Regions from separate parts of the Homo sapiens genome. Here region 1 is linked to region 2. A link is a loop called in an ENCODE intact Hi-C map of the cell type or tissue named here. Cell type or tissue: endothelial cell of umbilical vein. All regions are shown on one strand. Each heading gives the region's core, and the rest is flanking DNA. Links, peaks and the distances in the headings are about the cores only.

Region 1 (10,827 bases), core at 2,772-7,771, 91 kb after region 2:
GCACCTGCCAGACCAATCAGACTTCTGAGAATTTGCAATTGGAATTGACAACTTCCATTTTCAGTCTACTAGGTCAGCTGTTCAAAGGAGATTTATATTCAGGGAGTACAGGAAGTCAACTTTTTCATATGGGCAAAGATGTTGACCCACAAGAAGATCTACAAACAAAGCACATGGGCAGAAAGAGAGAAAAGATTCTTGTGTGCACCACAGTATCTCAGCTCCATTTTCACTTCTTAAGGCCCATCTCTCTCCTATACTTTCAGACTATTGAGATACCTTATAATATAAATTATTATAGCTTTATAACAAATCCAATCCTTTGTTTAAGAAAGTTCTCAGTCCTTGAAAGCGAAATAGTTCTAAAGTATTCATATATATGTATACATATAATATATATGTATATATATAGTATATATATAATTAGTCATTCTGACCTAAGGGAAGTTAAGTTGCATCACAAAAAGAGAAAGTGAAAAAAGTCCCCCTATTTGAGATGCACAAGTAGTGCTAGGTAGTGTGTAATATACTCTTTGCTCTTTCTCTGTATCCAAAAATCTATAGTAAAATTAACCAAGATAACAAATTTGTGAGTAGAGTTTTAAATTGTTGCAACCTCTAAGAAGCTGTGAATTTACATGTCTGTGTGGGAAGCAAGAAAACTAAAACTGTCTGTGCAGAAATAAGAGGCAGAAGAAGCCATAACATCTACCTACAAATAAAAGACACACATCAAGGAAGCATTTAGCCTTCCATGAATTGCACAGAATTGGAGAGTGTTGACAAATTTCACAGATATTTAAGGGCTGGGAAAGGATATGGAGCCCTTCATGTAGCTGACATGGGTGTAGAATTCCTTTCTAATTTTGGTGAGGAGATTTATTAGTTTTATTCAAAAGAACATTACCAGTGCATGGGGTTTCCAAGGAGCTCTCCTGGCCTCTCCTTGAATTCCTTACCTAATACCACTACAGACCTCTGTGTAGGGGCAGATTTGACTTTCCTTCTGGAACACAGCTAAAGATAAAATCTAAAGACAGAGATCTTGTAAATTTGTTTGAGTTCTTTGTAGATTCTGGGTATTAGCCCTTTGTCAGATGAGTACTTGCAAAACTTTTCTCCCATTCTGTAGGTTGCCTGTTCACTCTGATGGTAGTTTCTTTTGCTGTGCAGAAGCTCTTTAGTTTAATTAGATCCCATTTGTCAATTTTGGCTTTTGTTGCCATTGTTTCTGGAGTTTTAGACATGAAATCCTTGCCCATGCGTATGTCCTGAATGGTATTGCCTAGGTTTTCTTCTAGGGTTTTTATGGTTTTAGGTCTAACATTTAAATCTTTAATCCATCTTGAATTAATTTTTGTATAAGGTGTAAGGAAGGGATCCAGTTTCAGCTTTCTACATATGGCTAGCCAGTTTTCCCAGCACCATTTATTAAATAGGGAATCCTTTCCCCATTGCTTGTTTTTGTCAGGTTTGTCAAAGATCAGATGGTTGTAGATGTGTGGTATTATTTCTGAGGGCTCTGTTCTGTTCCATTGGTGTACATCTCTGTTTTGGTAAAAGTACCATGCTGTTTTGGTTACTGTAGCCTTGTAGTATAGTTTGAAGTCAGGTAGCATGAAGCCTCCAGCTTTGTTCTTTTGGCTTAGGATTGTCTTGGCAATGCGGGCTCTTTTTTGGTTCCATATGAACTTTAAAGTAGTTTCTTCCAATTCTGTGAAGAAAGTCATTGGTAGCTTGATGGGGATGGCATTGAATCTATAAATTACCTTGGGCAGTATGGTCATTTTCACGATATTGATTCTTCCTACCCATGAGCATGGAATGTTTTTCCATTTGTTTGTGTCCTCTTTTATTTCGTTGAGCATTGGTTTGTAGTTCTGCTTGAAGAGGTCCTTCACATCCCTTGTAAGTTGGATTCCTGGGTATTTTATTCTCTTTGAAGCAGTTGTGAATGGGAGTTCACTCATGATTTGGCTCTCTGTCTGTTATTGGTGTATAGGAATGCTTGTGATTTTTGCACATTGATTTTGTATCCTGAGACTTTGCTGAAGTTGCTTATCAGCTTAAGGAGCTTTTGGGCTGAGACCATGGGGTTTTCTAAATATACAATCATGTCATCTGCAAACAGGGACAATTTGACTTCCTCTTTTCCTAATTGAATATCCTTTATTTCTTTCTCCTGCCTGATTGCCCTGGCCAGAACTTTTTACAAATTTATAAGAAAAAATTTTTTCACAAATTTACAAGAAAAAAACAGACACTTCTCAAAAGAAGACATTTATGCAGCCAACAGACACATGAAAAAATGCTCATCATCACTGGCCATCAGAGAAATGCAAATCAAAACCACAGTGAGATACTATCTCACACCAGTTAGAATGGCCATCATTAAAAAGTCAGGAAACAACAGGTGCTGGAGAGGATGTAGAGAAATAGGAACACTTTTACACTGTTGGTGGGACTGTAAACCAGTTCAACCACTGTGGAAGTCAGTGTGGCCATTCCTCAAGGATCTAGAACTAGAAATACCATTTGACCCAGCCATCCCATTACTGGGTATATACCCAAAGGATTATAAATCATGCTGCTATAAAGACACATGCACACGTATGTTTATTGCAGCACTATTCACAATAGCAAAGACTTGGAACCAATCCAAATGTCCATCAATGATAGACTGGATTAAGAAAATGTGGCACATATACACCATGGAATACTATGCAGCCATAAAAAAGGATGAGCTCATGTCCTTCTTAGGGACATGGATGAAGCTGGAAGCCATCATTTTCAGCAAACTATCTCAAGGACAAAAAACCAAACACTGCCTGTTCTCACTCATAGGTGGGAATTGAACAATGAGAACACTTGGACACAGAAAAGGGAACATCACACACCGGGGCCTGTCGTGGGGTGGGGGGAGGGGCAGGGATAGCATTAGGAGATATACCTAATGTAAATGACAAGTTAATTGGTGCAGCACACCAACGTGGCACATGAATACATATGTAACAAACCTGCACGTTGTGCACATGTACCCTAGAACTTAAAGTATAATAATTAAAAAAAAAGACAGAGATCTGCTGATTAGAGATTGTAAAGACAACACTTCTCCAATCAGACAGCTCTTAGCTTCTGGCTTCTAGCTCTGTCCTGCAATTGTTTCTAAACCACTTCTTATTCTTGTAAACAAGATGGCTATAGTTTCCCATTACTGGCTCATCTAGGCCTATAGAAACCAAAGGACATATTGTTCCTTCTTGGTTAAAAGTTACATAGAAAATTTACTAGAAGTTAGATGGCATTATTTACAGGGGTTGGCTAACAGGCAAGTTCATTTGCATAAATCTGATCAGGAGAGTCTGAATCTCTTTGTGCTCCTTCACACCTTCCCCTGGTGCTGGAAACCAAAGCTGGTTTCCCTAGTAACCAGCACCTATTATGTGTGAGAGAACTGTGACTGTGAGTTTTGAGCGTTTGTGTGTGTATTTGGGTAATTACTGCTGACTGAGGTTTTCAGTACAGCATGAACTTCTTTTGTGCCAGAAACAGAAACTATTTTTTTTTTCCAGAGACAGGGCCTCACTCTGTCACCAAAGCTGGACTGCAGTAGCATGATCATAGCTCGATGCAGCCTCGAACTCTTGGGTTCAAGCAATCGTTCCACCCCAGCCTTCCAATTAGCTAGAACTACAGGTGTGCACCACTATGCCTGGCTGATTTTCTTTTTTTAATTTTTTGTAGAGTTAGGTCTCACTATGCCCAGGCTAGTCTCAAACTCCTGGCCTCAAGAAGTCCTCCTGCCTTGGCCTGTCAAAGCTCTGGGAAGAAACTATTAAAGTTCATTTTGAAATGTCATTGATTGACTCTCTTGACATTGGGCTGCATATGAGTGCTTTCTATGGGGCACACGACCTGGAGGAAAGGAGGGAAGAATGAAAATAGTGTGGTGAACTTGTGAATTCATATTCCACTAGCACAGAGCTATTAAGAAATCTTCCCCAGTGATCCTATTGTAAACTCTGGCTACACTTCTATGTATAATCCATATGCACCACACCTCACAAGCCTTTGGCTACATCACATTTGTGTGTTAGGCCTAAATTATGATAGCTTTAGCCCAAACAGATCAGAATACCAGAAAGGGTCCCCAGCTGTCTCAAGCATTCCAAAGAGGACTTCCACAAACATGCTCAGCAGATATTCATCACCTTCTTCCTCTCCAGCCTCTCCACCCACCAACTCTGCTCTCTCTTCTGCTGATGGATTTCATGGGCTTACTGCTCTCTTGGGACCATTGTCTTAAGTGGGTTATAGAAAATATATACATATTTAATATTTGCTTTAAAATATACTTATTGAGCTCTCAATGTATGTAAGATATAAACATGGTGACAAAAAGCAAATTAAAATTAAGATGGTGAGAGAAAAAAGGAATAGCCAGGTCTAACACATCAGGTAAGTTGTCCACTTTTCCTGCTCTGGCCCTGGCTTGGTGCTAGTTATAACTCAGGTTCAAGTTACTAAGGATGGAGAAAAAAATCTGGAGGAGTCCAAAGTAGACAGAGAAAGACATACCCCCAGACCATCACTTTAACTACACACAAACATATAAACTTACACACACAAACTCACACACTCACAAACACAAACACAAAACTCACACACACACACACACACACACACACAAATGGTTAGAAGGCATCCGAATCTGCTCTCCCTGGCTCTGGAACTCTTTGGAGCTGCCAGGTGTCTACCACAGGGATTGGATTATTTATATTCATTAAGCTCAATGTCAATCTTTTTCCATGGGCAGTGCTGATTCCATGGCCTTCTCCACAGTCTACGGCAAAGGAAAAACTCCTTAGAATAACTTGTACACACAACAGAAGCATTCTACTTGTACATTCTTCTTGTACATACAAAAGAAGCATTCACTCCAAGCTCAGGGAAGAGAAACTCAGTCTCCTGCCTTTCTGGGGCCCCAGAATGTCTCTTAAGTGCCCTTCCAACTAGTGCTTGGTAAATGAGACACTGGGCTGAGGAAACCACTGACCACAGGCCACGTCTTCCCTCTGCAAGCTTCTAGATTCAGTTGCCAGGATGGGCTCCTGGACTGTGCCTATTCTACTGGACACTGATTAAAAGTCATCTCTGTGCCCTTTCATTTCAGGCAGCTGGGGAGGGGATGGCAGTGAGCAGCCAAGAAGCGGTCTCTCTCCACCCTGGGAACCAAGCCATTGAGCTAAGTTCTGAAAACCGGTATGTTGGAGTTATCTTTATCAAGAAACTTCAAAAAGTTCATGAAATAGCTGAAGGAGGAAGATTAATGAAGAGAGTCATAAAAGAATATTCTATGGACAACAGATAATGCTTTTTAATGAGTTTTTCCTAAATAGAAGTGTTTCCTATATAGAGGTATTTGCGCCCTCTACTGCCTTCAGCTGCTACTTCTCAGCAAATTATCCCCTGAATATAAAGTCTTAGATACTAGCACACAGATCTTTTGAGTTTTTTAAAAAGGAGATTCATCAGTATATATGGATGGAAGGAAAGGCAGAGAGAATGGCATTCCTAGTCTCCTCTGGAGCAGGAATGCATACTATATTCCCCACATACAGCCAAAGGTCACTGTGCCCAGAAAATGTAGGAAGTTTCTTAATGAACTATATTAAAGCTATAAAAGCTGCAGCTCAAGAAACTGCTATGTGCTACCGAAGGCAAGTGCTGCTTCCATCAGGTGTGTGGGGGAACCCCCAGCATCTGACACTGCAGGCTTTTATGTAGAGCTGGGTGGTCTGATATGAAGCCACTATGCAGCTATTTCAATTTATATTTAAATTAATTAAAATAAAATCTAAAACTCAGTTCTTCAGATGCACTAGTTACACTTGCAGTGCTCAATAGTAATATATAGCTAGCGGTGGCACAGATTTAGAATGTTTTCTTTTTTTGTTTGTTTTGTTTTTTTTTTTCTGAGACAGGATCTGTCTCTGTTGCCCAGGCTGGAGTGCTGCAACACAGTCATGGCTTACTGCAGCCTCAAACACCTGGGCTCAAGCAATCCTGCCGCCTCAGCCTTCCAACTAACTAGGACTACAGGCTCACACCACCACATCGGGCTAAGTTTTTTTTTTAATTTTATTTTTTGTAGAGACAGGGTCTCTCCATGTTGCCCAGGCTGGTCTCAAACTCCCAGACTCAAGTGATCTTCCCAATTGGCCTTGGAAAGTGCTGGGATTACAGGTGTGAGCCACCCAACCCACCCTAGAACATTTTTAACATTGCAGAAAGTCCTTTTGGAACTAATGTAGGGTTTTTCAGTCTAAGCACTATTGCCATTTGGGGCCAGATAACTCTTTGCTGTGAGGGGTTGTTCTGTACATTATAGGATGTTTAGCATCAGCAATGACCTCTGGATGTCAGTAGCACCCACATCTCCAGATGTGATCATCCAAAGTGTCTCCAGGGGCCAAGTGTGGTGGCTCATGCCTGTAATCCAGCACTTTGGGAGGCTGAGGCAGGCAGGTCACCTGAGGTCAGGAGTTCAAGACTAGCCTGGCCAACATGGAAAACCCTATCTCTACTGAAAAAGTACAAAAATTAGCTGGGCATGCTGGTGGGCACCTGTACTCCCAGCTACTCGGGAGGCTGAGACAGAAGAATTGCTTGAACCCAGGAGGCAGAGACTGCAGGGAGCCGAGATCGCACCACTGCACTCCAGCCTGGGTGACAGAGTGAGACTCTGTCTCAAAAAAACAAACAAACAAACAAAAAATTTTCTCCAAGTATTGCCAGATGCCCCCAGGGGCAAAATTGCCCCCATTTGAGAACTGTTCATTTAAAGCAGTAATCAGCCCAAGTAGGCACTGGCCAGATCCCACCAAAAGGAGATATCACAGAACTCATACAGACAGCCTGGATAAGTTGGTGGGTAAGAGTATCTAATGAAAGACCAGCCACTCCTACATCATGTGCCACTGCCACTTCATGATCTTAATGCATATGGCTTAAGACATATGGGTTAACAAGGCTAAGCTTGTGGCCTGCTTACAGATGGAGAATCTTGATAATTCCATGACTCTCCATTTTAGTTCACATCAGAACTATAACTCTTTATTTGCCTTAGGGCTGGAGATCAATAACATGATCCAAAATGTCTTCTATGAGCCTCACAAAGTAGTATTTCTTTTCTCTGTGCTTACACAGCATCTAAACTGTACATGTTTTAGTACAATAAAATCAAATATGTTCTAATCTGTCTCTGTCTCCCACGAGACAGCAAACCACTAGTGATGGAGGGGAAGAAGAGGCATCTCCATCGTTTTACCAACTGGTGTTCTCAGAATGCCAGGCATAACACAGGTAAGCATTACTGGTTTGCTGAACGTTTGAACTGATGAGAAGCCCCTGACAATGAATGCTGCTTTGGAGGCTTGTGAGTACTACTTGTAAAGATCGCCTACCATCTGACCAGTTATTTTTACCATTGGAACCTTAAACATCCTTGGAATTCTCAGAGCTATAGGAATAACATGGGTGTTGATCTATGTTCTTTTTAGCCCATCTAATTTAAGATTCTAAATTTTGGTTGCATGAATACTATGCAGCCAAAGGACAAGATCGTGTCCTTTGCAGCAACATGGATGGAGCTGGAGGCCATTATCCTAAGTCAACTAACATGGAAACAGAAAACAAGATACTGCATGTTCTCACTCACCAGTGGGAGCTAAACACTGAGTACATGTGGACACAAAGAAGGGAACAACACAAATATGGGACCTACTTGAGGGTAGAGAGTAGGAGGAAGCCCCTCATAGAGGCCCCTATCACAGAAAACTTCCCGTCTCCGGTGTACTAATTTGGTAGTCAGCTGGCAGTTTCACCGTTGCACATTCTGTCTTATCTGCTTTTGCAGGATTACCATGACTTGAGATACAAGAACAGGTTTATGGTCCTAGACCAAAGCCTTTCCCCTAGTGTGTGCAGCCAGCATCATTGCACACTGCAAGAGTAGCCACAGGGACCCTTTGGGGTCAGACCTGCTCACAGACTAGACAGTCTTGGAAGTATTCTTCCAGTGGGGGAGACAACAGGATTATGATTTTGCCAAACACTTCAGGTTAAAGACCAAAAGTTAACTGAGGAAGTTTTTCATGAACCTCAGGAAGAGATAAACATCCAATTCTCTGTTATTTCAAAGCAACCAATGTGTACTGTTTTTATTAAAAGCAAATTAAGCGCTTATCAATCTGTCTCCTGCTACATGACAGGTCACTTGAGAAGAGGAAACATGCCCTATGTGTCCCAACAGAGTACCTGGCCTGTACCTAATGATAATTCATAGCTTGCTGATTATAGAAATGGACAAGGAGCTTAGAGCAATGAAGTCTGCCTTGGCCATGCTAACAATATGTTTGGATCGCAGGTTCCTTAAACCTCTGTGGGTTTCCCAGAACCATGGGAATGGCATTGAACTTCTTTTTTCAGCTCAATGTATAATCCTAAATTTCAATTGCATCTAGAAAACATCTTCACCTCTTCTCATTTCCTTTATAGACATGGACTTTTCAAGTCCCAAGATACTTCAGACAGTCTAAAAACAACTTGCTTTCCGGGAACCTGAGGACTTTTCCAATAGACATTATAGGATCTATGAAATATCTTGAGTCTAGTTCAGTGATGTAAATGCTTCCTACAATTTATATAGACAATTCCAGGTGAATGAATATTTGACATGTAAAACAATGAAAGCACAGAAATTCAGTTAGAATTGGAACACGTGGGGCCGGACGCGGTGGCTCACGCCTGTAATCCCAGCACTTTGGGAGGCAGAGGCGGGCGGATCATGAGGTCAGGAGATCGAGACCATCCTGGCTAACACAGTGAAACCCCGTCTCTACTAAAAATACAAAAAACATTTGCCGGGCGTGGTGGTGGGTGCCTGTAATCCCAGCTACTCGGGAGGCTGAGGCAGGAGAATGGCGTGAACCCGGGAGGCAGAGCTTACAGTGAGCCAAGATTGCACCACTGCACTCCAGCCTGGGCGACAGAGCGAGACTCCCTCTCAAAAAAAAAAAAAAAAAAAAAAAACTGGAACACGTGGGAGTCAGCCAGAAAAGTAAATCAGAGTAGCCCAAAGATAGCCATCAAGACCCCTGAGGTGGTATGAAGATTACCAGGACTTTCAGAGCAGAGAAGTTCCTAGTAGCTGAGTATTTTCTCTGTGGACATGATTGGTGCAAGTTTGCAAACATGAGTAGTCTCAAAAGCAAACATCAGACACTCTCTGTAGAGGTCAGTGCACTTTGACCTACATCCTTTCTGGTATTGCATGGATTATTAAGGTGCACAAGGGGAAACCAAAGCATAGAAAAATAAAGTTCTAGACTCAGAGCCTCATAGAAAATAGGTATTTATTAGGAATTAGTCTCTGATCCAAAGCATTTGGACCTGAAAGGGATCCAGGGATCATTTGGAAAAGTATCTGTGAAACTTTAATGTACCAACAAATCATCTGGACATGTTAAAAGGCAAGTTCTCATTCAGGAGATCTGTAGAGGGGCCTGATATTCTGCATTTCTGGGCTTTTAGTAGTTGAGGATGCCACTGTAACAGACCATATCCTGAGTAGCAAAAATCTAGTCTAGTGGTTTTAAACCATGCACAAAAAAATCACTTTGGGATTACTTTTTTCAGAAAACTTACTGATAATACTCATGCCTGGGCTTCACTTCCAGAGATTCTGATTGATTGGGCTGGAGATTGGCTCAGGCATCTGCATTTTTAAAAGACTTCCAAGGAATTTTACAACCTTGCAGCCCAAGGTTGTAAACCACTGTTCAAGGCCAACCTTTTTCTATACCTGATGAGGAAACTCAGTGTTTAAGTGAAATCAAGTTCACTCTGCTAGTTCGTCGAACACAGAGCTGGTTCTGGAATGTTGATAGTGGTTAAGTTTTATTTCTCCAATGCTTAAGTTTCATTTCTACAAGTAGGCATCCTGCCCATTAGAAATGAGTTTCCCTCTCTAGTTTCCATTGTTTTTTTCCTATTTGTAGACACAGACACACACACACTCTCTCTCTCTCTCTCTTACACAATGTGTTGGCTGTTTCCTTATTGTTGCTCTGTCCTGTGTGGTTCATGGCTGTATTTATCCAAGGACACACTGGGCCAGATCCTGAATACCTAATCAGTTGAGCCAGAGCCTCACAGAACCAGGACTGCTGCCAAATTCAGTGACCACATGACAAACACTCACTCTGTTTCTCTGACACGCTGTTACTAGCAATAATTTTATGCATGAAAATTCCAAAGTCATACTACTCTCAGTGTAAGCAGCTCTCCTAATGTTCATTTCAGTATTTGCTTATGTTTCTATCCCTTTTAGAGTTGATTCAGGGCTAGTGCCTTACAGAAGATATTTGTATCTGAAAACACAATTGGCCTCCTAGAAGCTTCCCATCTGATACAGAACTGGAGAGAGAGAGCTGAGAGGAAATGAGTCCCATTCCAAAATCTCTTCTCCCCCTACACAGGTCCATCCTCACTAGGGAGAGGTTGAATGCCTGCTGCCCAAGAGGTACTGCTGGGCTCTATGTGTAGATATGGCCAGGGCTCCCTGACCTGAGCCTGAGATGGGAATATGTAGATTGCCCTGGCCTGAAGCTCAGAACAGGACACCCCTATCTCAGCAGCTGCACAGTCAGATATGACATGAAACACCTCTCTCTCAGTGCCCACTGGGAAAAATTGTAGTCTGGAAGGGCTCCAGCTAATGGTCAGCACAGACTGCACAGATAAGGGGACTTGTCCCACACTGTG
Region 2 (10,827 bases), core at 2,025-7,024:
TGCTCTGTGAACATGAAGAATTCATAGGGCCAGAGAGCAAAGGTTAACACACTACAGCTCGTGGGCTGAAACCAGTCTGCCACCTGTTTTTGTAAATAAAGTTTTATTGGAATTTGTATTGTCTATGACTGCTTTTACACTACTTTTACAGCACAGTTGAGTAGTTGATACATAGACCATACTGCCCACAAAGCCGAAGAAAATATTTACTATTTAGCTCTTAACAGAAAAAGTTTGCCACTGCCACTATAGAACAGCATTATAGACATAAGTCACATTCCTGGGATCCATGAGACACATAAAACTATAGGAACTACTGGAGTTTGTGTGCCAGTGGCCCTTGGACAAAAGTGCAGAAGCTCACTGGGGGATTTTTTGGTTATTTGAAATGATTTAACATTTCCTGTGAGATATAATTTAATTAAGTAATAATAAAGGTCTAAAGTAGAGCAAAGGATTGCTTTCTATTGTCTCTTTTAAAGAACACAGGAAACTCACCTTTTAATGTCCAAATGATAAAGAAAAACTTATATGTGGGTATCAACATTATCAATCATTTGGAGATGATTAGAGAAAAAACAGATTACCTCAATGGAGAGGAGCAGTGACGGGGTATGTGTACGGTGCCTGAGTCCAGACAGTCTTTTGTGTTGGATACAACTCTGCTCAGTTCTGAAAGGCAGCCCAGAAGTTAAAGAAAGAGACTGTTGGGTTGAACATCTGAGAAACTAGGACACATCATGTCTTTATAGTGATTTGATTAAAATATAAAGGATTTTTTTGGAAAATGCTTTTGACTGATGTCTGTCCCTTAGTATCCTGGGCTCACTGACCCTATAAACAATCCCGTTTATTGCTGCTGAAATCTAGCAGGTTGAGAGGAATTTTCCCTAATCCTTGAACAATGACAAGAGACTAGGGATAAGGATGGCCACCAGAACTCCCAGCAGGTACTGGAATTTCCGTGTCTGATGGGTGGGAGGTGACCTCTGTTGAGACAGACTTTATTGGAGTTTTCTTCCTCCTATAACACACAAAGATGCAGAATGAATTAATTTGTTGATGCTGCTGCATTATTAGAAGAGGCTTCTGGTGCTATGACTTCTGCCATCATTGCAGAAGTCAAGAATGCATTTTATTCTTTAATGTTTTCTTAAAATGAAAAGGCATTCTATCTTAAGAGACACTGCCAAAAGGCTCACATGACAGTGTCTGAGCTAGGTAAAGAAGTAGAGTTGAAACTGTCGGGGCTTTATAATAAATAATGTCTCAACTCAGCTAGGCTGAACTGTGTTTCCCAGAATTTCCTCGTGTTTTCAGTCAGGATGAGTCAGTAGACATTTTTGCATGTGATTTAGAGGGTGGAAAAGAAGCAACTATTTAGCCTTTTTATGCTTGGAACGTTCAAGCAGGTGTGTTTGTGAACCACAGAATACTATGGCCCATCTCCTGGGTTAACTCCTTGGTGTACCAGACCTGCAACTACTCCAACTTCCCCTGAATCCTCCTTCAGCATCTCTGAATCCTGGGCCAGGTGTGTAGTTAGCTCCATGATGAAGGGCTCCTGCTTCTCCTGCAGGAGGGGTTAGAGGCAGTGAGAGCTGACTTGGGTTCTAGTCCGTATTTGTGGAACTGCAGCTCGTGGTTGTGGTTCCAGCCTGTCCTTGTCCTGCCCACTGGACATTCATCCATCTTCCCATTTTTTCCACCTGCCTTATGTACTTGAAGCTTCAGTACCAGACATGAAATCAAGAGCCTTACAGAACCGGCTTGGCCAGCTCCCACAATTGCATAAGATCAAATACCCAAAAGAAACGTGTATATCCCTTCCAGTGGCTCTGCCTCTGTTGCTGGATCCTGACTAATACACAATCAGAGATATCGAGTGAAACTGGGATTAGAAAACTAGTGATCTACTTTCATTTCTGCCAATTCTGGCTCTGTCGTTTTGTGAAAATTATTTTACTTTTTTAAGCCTCAGTTTTTTTAAAGTATATGCCTTTTACCAAATGATCCTCTCAAATTTCATTCCAGCTCTAGGGCTATCAGGTGACTTGATGATTGTATGTCCAGATATACCAGATGCTTCATAAATAACTTTCTAACTGCAGTGTATGGAGATTATGTTATGATTGCATCTATTTTAATACTATCTTTGATGCTGAAGTACATAGCTTGTGTGAGAATAATGCCAGCTCAGTTCACAGTACAACCTTTCTACTCCATAGTATAATTTTGTAGAGGATGCTAAGCTTTAAAAGGTAGAGTTGTAAAAGGTAGGCTCTGGATAGGGCTGGGTCTAGATAGGTAAGGTAAGCAAGGCACTTAATGCACATTAAGAAGACACTCACTCTCACGTCTTGCAAATGTGTGGTCAGCACTTGAACTACCTGCAGAGTAAGTATCTCCTTAAATTTTATGCCCTAGGCCCTCACTCACTTCACCCTCATCCAAGTCCTGATTTCTAGAGCCAGACTGCTAGGTTTGAAGCAAAGATCTTCTACTTGCAAGTGTGATTGTAGTTACAGCCTCTGTTATTTTGTTATACCAGCCTGAGCTAAGACATTTCTCAACTTTTTCCAGAAACTCAATTAGCAGCCAGGCTCTTTAACAGCAGATAGACACAAATTCAAAAGTATCACACCACATTATGTTCCACATACAGTATTGGTTAACTATAATACACCAAGTAATGGCATTGCCCTATCTTGAGATATCTTTATGGATTAGAGGGGAACATTTTAAAATAAGAGCTGTAAAACTGTACTGTTGTAGAGCCTTAGATGATCAAATGACCTTAACCAAGTTTCTGATTAGTTTAACAGTATCGTTGGAAGAGACTTATTTTTCTGTCTACCAAACTGTAAGGCATTTGAGGGTAGGATCCATCTAATAATAATAACATATGCCAGTTATTTAATATTTAGTGGCTGCAAAGTGTTATTCTAAGTGGTTTGCATGTATAAAGTCATTTAATCCTGACAACTCCATTAGATTTTTAATTGAAAATTAGAATATCAATTAATTAATAATTACCATTATTATTCCCATTTGATAGATGAGGAAACTGCAACAGAAATACTAAATAATGGCTAGAGGAGCTAGCGAGTGGCAGGTCTGAGGTCGAACGAAGGCAGCCTAGCCCCCAGAGCCCTGTCTCGACCCTCCATCTCATTCACTGCTGAATCCCTAGTACTCACCCCAGAGCTCATCAGTTGGCTTCACTAAATGTTTATTGAATATATACCTAATGGCTGTTTTTATTAGATGAATGCCAAACCCAGTCACATAAACTTACTGTGTATTAAAAGAAGGAAGTATCCAGGAAATGGGGGTGAAAATGTCATTTAGAAACAGAGGAGGAAAGTGATGGAAGAATAAAGCCTGCATGCAGTAGGAAGGTTCGCTGGGAGTGGAGTGGCTGCAATACGAGAGGAAATAGCGTTACTGCATTTCTGCATTACTGCATTTTTACTTACAAGTGTGCGATCTTATACAAGTTATGTAATCCTTTTGAGTCTGCTTTCTCGTATTTAAAAAGCAGATAATCACAATATATATCATAAAGCTGTTTCAGAGGTTAAACACATATTTTAAGTAAAACACCTAAGAGGGTTACTGGCACATCGGTAGGGATCAATAAATGTTAGCTATCTTTAGTTTTACTTGCATTATACGCAGAACATTAGAGGCATGGAACAGTGTCTGACACATGGTTGAAATTCAATATATATTGACTGAGTGAATTAATGAATGAATAAAGATGGATCCATAAAGATAAATGGATGGCTAGATGGACAAAGTATGTTTTCTGAGTTCAGCTTCCCTAAAAAATACAGAGAATACAGAAAACAACCACTGAAAAATTATTGGCAATTATCTCTATATTGGAGGAAACAATTTAGAACAACCTCTGCTGGTCATGATTGGGTTCAGGGATATGACTGGATTGGAGGCAGTAAGGTGACTTCTTTCATTCATCTTCCAAGAAAACAAAGTACTACTATATTTGAACTTACCTGGTAACTTTTACTCTATGTTGTTGTCGTTGTTTTCAAAAATAAACAAACCCCTCCCCACTCTTTCCTTTCTCTTGTTTTCATTTGTGTTTTTTTAAGTGTTTCGTGCTCACTTACCTAAATTACAAAGGTAACTTGGAAACACAGGGGTCTACATAATACGAGGTATAAGGGATTATGTACTGCCATTGTGAGAACCCCTCATACAATCCTGCCTTTTTTCTTTAGTTTCCCTCTTTTTGATCAGATTATGCTCCTGGTGTAAATCAGGCTCAGGACCAAGAGCCCTGGTGGGACCAGCAAGAGGGACACAGCAGGAAAAAGAAGAACAATTCCTACCAAAGCATGTTACTAAGTTTCTTTCTCTCAGGAAGTAATAACAGGAATGTTTTCATTTTCTCAGTTCTAATGATTTCATACTGAAAGAGAAAAAATAAGTCACAAGACCAGTGATCTCCATGGCTGGATTGGCTCCAAGAGAAAAAATCCATGACAAGAATAGCTGGGAGTTGAGTCACTGTGCCCAGAAGTTCTGCAAACATGATTCAGGAGGTAATTCTCTCTGCTTTAGTGTAGCAGGAAGGTGTGGAGAAGGGTCCACTAACATGTATTAACAGCGTGCAGTTTGCCAGGCACCATCCCTGAGGCTTTTCTTGGTTTAGCTGATTTAATCCTTACAATAAACATCTGTGATAGGAAGCAGAGGGAAAGAGAGGTTAAGCAAGTTCCCCAGGGCCACACAACTAAAATGCTGCTCTATTTTGCTTCAGACCTGGAAGACCTGGCAATGTTATCTTAGTTTGGAATATTAACCAAAAATATAAAATTACAAAGACAGGCTCCAAATAGTTCTTTATGCTTTGGAAAAGTAAGAAGTCTCATAAAATATAATTGAATTGTGAAAAATGTAAAATCTTCAGTCTAGGTTAAAAAAAGTAATTATGGAAGAACACAAAATATATATTACTTACATATGTGTTATAGTAATATTATTTACATATGTTTATATTTTAAAATATGTAATATAAAATTACTTTTATATATAGTATAATTAAAAGAATGTACATGGTCTAAATATATTTTGATAAAAATAATATATAGTCTTCTTTCATATGCACACACACACAGAGACATATATATAATGGAAACATACAGAATGGTAACAGGTTTTTACCAACAATTGCTTGTAGCTAATGTAGAACATACTTGAGAAAATGGCTTCTGTGAAAGACCAGTTAGTACCAAAATAATCTGGCCCAGAAAAATAGCCACCATTCTTGACTACATTAATAGAAATAGAATAACCCCCAAAGGGAGATGAGAAGCATTCTAAAGTGCACTGATCATGAGTTTCTATGTGATGATTTGTGTCCATTTGGAGCTCCAGTGCTTTAAAGCTGAAATGAACCCTGGCCTTTCACCACCCTCCCTGCCCATAGTATGGTATATCCTCTTATTCCTTCCCTCTTAGCTTACTGAGAGTGTAATTTCCAACCAGTTAAGCCAAAGAGGACTATTTTCTAGAAAAGGAGAGAGAGAATGAATTAGCAGATAAATGAAGAGTGTGAGGGAGGCCTTTGGTGGTCCTAGGGTTGGAAGAGAGTTTTGGAGAAGCATTCAGGGATTTGCTTTCTACCAGGTGGCAGAATATAGGGAAAGATGGGAGTGTAAGGGGTTTGCATTTATGGAAGGATTCCAGATTTCTAAATGTATTGGCAGGAGCCAAGTTCCTGTCATGACCCTTGATTGGAGACCAGGGCTTCGAGCCAAACCACAAGGGATGATAGAGAACAATTGATAGAAAAATTCATTCATTTCCTGAGAAAGTAATAGGAAAATATAAACCCACAAACAAAAAGTGACCTTCCCATGCTCCCAGAGGGGTAACAGAATTGACAGTGGAAGGAGGGATTTTCCAGCCTAAACCTGGCCTATACACACTGTACTTAAGTAAGGAAGTGGGAAATGGTAGCCAAGTGTGAATTAAATAGCAACTCAACACCATTTTGGACAAAAAATGGGGCCAGGATTTAAGACATGGTGTGAAGCATCTGGTCAATTTCTTTGACCTGGAAATTCTAATTTCCGGAATGCATCGTATTGAAAAACCCACACAATTGTACAAAGACGGACATACAGTGATATTCACTTCAACATTGTTTGTAATAGTGATAATCTGAAAATGACTTAAATGTCCAGCAAAAATACATTAATTAAACATTAAAATATGCCTATTAAATGTTGTCCTTGAAAAAAAATAGCAAGATTATAAGTACTGACATGGAGAGATACCCAAGATTTATCATTGAATTGAAAACCACAGCTACAAAACAACATGGATGGGGAGTGATTAAAGCACATTATGATCCAAGTTTAACTTCAGACTTTTATTTTGTTTATACTGATGAATTTATAATATATAGATTTTTATTTTTATAATTAGAAAACATATGCAAAAAATTTAAGGGTATCAATGTGTAGCAAAGAAAAAAACAAAAGGAAGAATCTCCCTCCATAGTCAGGTAAAAAGTGAACGTGCTCTCAGGCAAACAGGAAAGGTTCCTTGAGACACTAGAAGGCAGGGGAGGGGTCTCCTGGGTACATTCTCCCTTCGCCTCCCACTGCCTCGCCTGGCGTTAAACACAGCTGGATTACATTTCTGCTTTCAGAAGTTTGCACTCAGAGTGACGGTCTCTCCTAGGAGGGGACCCTCAATTCTAATTTTGTGATCTGCCATCTCCAAACACTGTCCCCATTTTAAGTTGGTCCCAGCTTCACCCATTCATCTCCAGTCAGAGTTTCTCATGTTGGTTCTGCTGATTTCTGCTACTTTTGACCGTAGCCCATATTTATGTGTCGGTTGGAAGTCTGAAGTTTTCTTCACCATCTGGTTTCACTAAAGATAGAATGTGTGAGGATGTTTTATCTGATGCCTTCTTCCTCGTTATTATTCCAAAGTAGAAATTTCTGACTAAGCTGCTCCAGTGTTTTTTAATGGTATCATTTCTGAAGTTGGTTTCAATGGCCAATTTTGGAATTCATGGCTGAATATTAATTCTGTTTACCTCTTTGCATTCCAGCTATTATAATCCCAATTTACCCTAAAGAAACTCTTGCCTCAGATATTATAGGTGAAAAGTCTTAAACAAAGAAGTACAAGAAGAAAAAGCACGTTAATATATTTCCAACTATGGTCATGCCACAGAGGAAATAATAAATAACTTTGGTTTTAAAAACAGTGGCTATTTATGATTTTAAAAAGAAGGCAAATATTTGTCTGTTAAGTATTTGCAACTCTTGAGAAGGATTCCCTCCTTGACCAAACTTTAGGCAGGTTCCTTTTTAGTCAGAGCCCTCTTCTTGACTAGGCCTCAACATGGCTCTCATCCTTCTCCTTCAGAGACCAGTTTTAGCAAAGAATCCTGCTGAGCCACTTTATCAAGAATGCCCCCCCACCCTGATATACAATTAAGTACTTCTTTCCCAGGCCTTGATATCTAAGCAAGTTCTTTTTAGTAATTTTCCATCCACTCCTTCATCCGGCCTGTTGACTACAAATCCACACTTGTTGTATTCAGTGTTGAGTTTAGTCTTTCTCCCATATTGCAATAGTCTGTCTCTCTCATTGTAATAGTCTTGAAAAAAAATAAAAGTCTCTCTTGACATTTTAACAGGTGCCCACTGCAAAATTTATCTTTAACTCCACAAGGTTGCTATCAATACTCAACACTTTACAGATGTGGAAACTAAGGCTCCAATAGATCAAGTAATTATCCAAGGTCAAACCACTGGTAAGTGGTAGGAACAGATGTGAACTCAAGCACTGATATTCCAGAAACCAAACAAACACTTCGCTACTGCACTTTTTGTCTGACTTTCTCAGCTCAATAGTTTGTGAAAACATCTCAGTTTGGAACCAGTTTAGGTCATAAATGCCAGTTTTAGGGAAAGTATTAGGCAGGATGTATGATGATGGTATTTGGCAATAAGCCACACTATTGGGGTATGAAATCCAGTCCTCTGGCATGAACATCATAGGGCCAGCTACTGAGAACTATACATACTATCCCTACTTAGTGTTCCTGGCTGAGATATTCAACCCTGGCTCTTGGTTCTCCATCAGAATAAACAGTTATGGTACTATTAGAGTTTTCCCTTTAGTGTTCCATGTGCATTCACATGCAGGGTCTACACTGTTGCTGTTGATGAGGCAAGAGTTAATCAACTTTACTCTTCTCATTCCACAGAGATGGAAACCAAGGCACAGAACTACTGTGACTTTCCCAGAACCTCAGACCTAGACTGGTTTGCACCTTGAACTTGATTCCAGGATATGGATTCATGAAATGTTAGTCATCATATTTCATACTGAGAAAGGTCCTGGAAGGATCATCCAGACCAACGATTTTTATTTCTCTGAGCATAAAACTGAGACCTGTTTTATGATTTATCTAATATCACAAACAGTTGGTGACAGAAGTAGGAAATACAGCTGAGGCCAAAACTCATTCTGAACAGCAAATGAAAACAGATACTTTTGGCCGGGCATGGTGGCTCATGCGTGTAATCTCAGCACTTTGGGAGGCTGAGGCAGGCAGATTACCTGAGATTGAGAGTTTGAGACCAGCCTGACCAACATGGAGAAACCCCGTCTCTGCTAAAAATACAAAAAAATTAGCCGGGCATGGTGGTGCATGCCTATAATCCCAGCTACTCAGGAGGCTGAGGCAGGAGAATCGCTTGAACCCAGGAGGCAGAGGTTGCGGTGAGCCGAGATCGTGCCATTGCACTCCAGCCTGGGTAACAAGAGCGAAACTCCGTCTCAAAAAAATAAAAAAAAAAGAAAGAAAGAAAACAGATACTTTCATCGAATCCATTATGTGCCAGGCACTATTCTAAGAGCTTCACAACAAGCCTATGAAATAGGTGCTACCACTCTTTACAGATGAAGAACGGATGCAAGTTCACACAAGCAGTGCATTTCAGAGTTGAAATCAGAAACTATATAGTTTAGATCCAGAGACTTGCTGCACTTAAGGAACACACTGAACAAGGGAAGTTCTAGAATTGGGCAGACCTGGACTTCTGTCCTTGGGCATATCACTTAAGTTCTCTGAATCTTCTCTTACTCATCTGTTAAATGGCCATATTTCACATGAGTGTAAAATGGAGTAAATTAGGTAAGTCCTATAAAGCCCTGAGCAAAAATTCTCAATCAATATTAGTGTTGAATTAAGTTTCACTTAAAGCTGCCTCCTTGCATATTTTAAGTTCACCCTGACAGTTTTTCTGTACATAGTAAACTATAACCTAACTGGATGTGTAAACAGACTGTAACCTACTCCTGTGCCACTCACAGTTTTGGCCAATCAAAGGTGGCCAACCATTCAAACCATGTTAAAATAAGGCAAATGCTGGGCTGTAACCAACACTTCCATTTCTGTACCTCACTTCTGTTTTTTATAGGTCATTTTCCTTTTTCTGTCCATAAATCTTCTACCAGGCAGCTGCACCGGAGTCTCTCTGAGGCCACTCTGGCTCGGAAGTCTGCCTGATTGGTGAATAATTCTTTGCTCAATTAAACTCTACTAAATTTAATTTGTCTAAGGTTTTTCTTTTAACATTAGCTACTGATGTCACTATTAATATTAGCTAGTGATGACAACAGTTCTCCGGAATCCACCCTAGTCCTGTGGTCATTTTTAGATTTCTGGTTCTCTGACCACTACATTGCTAATCCTCCTTCTAGTAAATTTTCATCTACCTTGAACTTCCTTACACACTATTCCCCCTAAACGTTGTTCCAGTTGAGTGCCCAGCCAGAAAGATTAAAGCTCTCCCTGCTGAAATCTCCTTTCCCTCCAGCAGGAAACCAGTGTAGTTATGTTGTTTGTACTTGCCAGGATACACTTCCATTTCATATTTGCAAGTACACATAAAGGTATCCTTCATCAGCAGCACAGTGCTTCCTTTCCTCTGAATCTGCCATCAGCTCAGGCAGATTTCTAAGCAGCAAATCAGCCTTTGCCAGAACACTGCAGGACACCAGTGCAGCGCCCAGCCTGCGACCATGAGGTAAAGGATTTTTTCTTGCATTTATCCCTTGAAATTATGTTGTGTGCCTTTGAAAACCTCAAGGTAGATTTTCTTAGGTGCTGGATTTGGGCATCTGCTTAAATATTTAACATATCTTAGAGAATACTTGTTTCTTGTTAATTCAGGCATTTTAAAATCTGTGGCGCTTCCAGACTCATATCAACATTCCCTGATGGAAGCCTTTAGCAATCCTAACCAGGAAGTGGCCAGAGCCTGGAGCCAGAGACGAACGTCCCTCATAGGAGGGGTTGCTGGAGGAGGAGGGGCAAATCTATTTCATTCTGTCCTTGCAGGCACATTTTCATCAGTTAATGATGCAAACCAGGCTGAAACGTTCTTAACAAGCATGTGTGTTTCTGTTTTTCATTTGAAAGTCAGGAGCATGAGGCTATATTCATCATAGAGGCAGGGTTTCTCTGTGTCAGAGCTCAGCATTGGCAGCTCTAGCAAAGGACAGGCTGCATTTAGCTGGTTCTTTTCTAAGGAGCCACAGTCAGGCACTAAACCAGCATCTACACCTCTGAGGCCCCTAAAAGCCTCCAGTGAAGCTGGGCTTGATCAGACCTCAAAAAGATCTCCCTTTGCATTTTGCTCTTAGTTCTCAGTGATCTTTAAAAAATAATAATAATAAAAAGATTAGAATCATGAAAGATTTTTCTCAGGATATGAATACTATAGGCACACTAAAGAAACTTTGGAAAAATGCCAGCAA

What was found. A loop is a pair of places that touch in the nucleus more often than their neighbours do. Peaks named below come from ENCODE experiments on the same cell type or tissue, not always from the same donor. Only the 100,000 strongest peaks of a DNase experiment are listed, where the experiment ranks them.
Region 1: it touches region 2 in a loop (5-fold over the local background); 79 of 110 quality-filtered maps call a loop at or near these places.

What each region holds. Positions count from the first base shown.
Region 1 is chr10:89,364,266-89,375,092 of GRCh38, forward strand. It overlaps a transcript of LIPA not described here. Among named protein-coding and RNA genes, the nearest start is that of IFIT1B, 8.4 kb to the right of the region's middle. RefSeq lists an enhancer at 3,714-3,813. In endothelial cell of umbilical vein, for the core only: a CTCF peak has its summit at 5,436 (motif pointing left); a DNase peak (open chromatin) is centred at 5,446; H3K27me3 peaks cover 156 bases.
Region 2 is chr10:89,273,798-89,284,624 of GRCh38, forward strand. LOC124902477 (a long non-coding RNA gene) reads left to right here and starts at 9,877. Exons shown (of 3, transcript XR_007062233.1): 1 at 9,877-10,094. It also overlaps a transcript of LIPA not described here. In endothelial cell of umbilical vein, for the core only: no CTCF peak of the experiment used is centred there; DNase peaks (open chromatin) are centred at 3,404, 4,494 and 5,854; H3K27ac peaks cover 303 bases; H3K27me3 peaks cover 489 bases.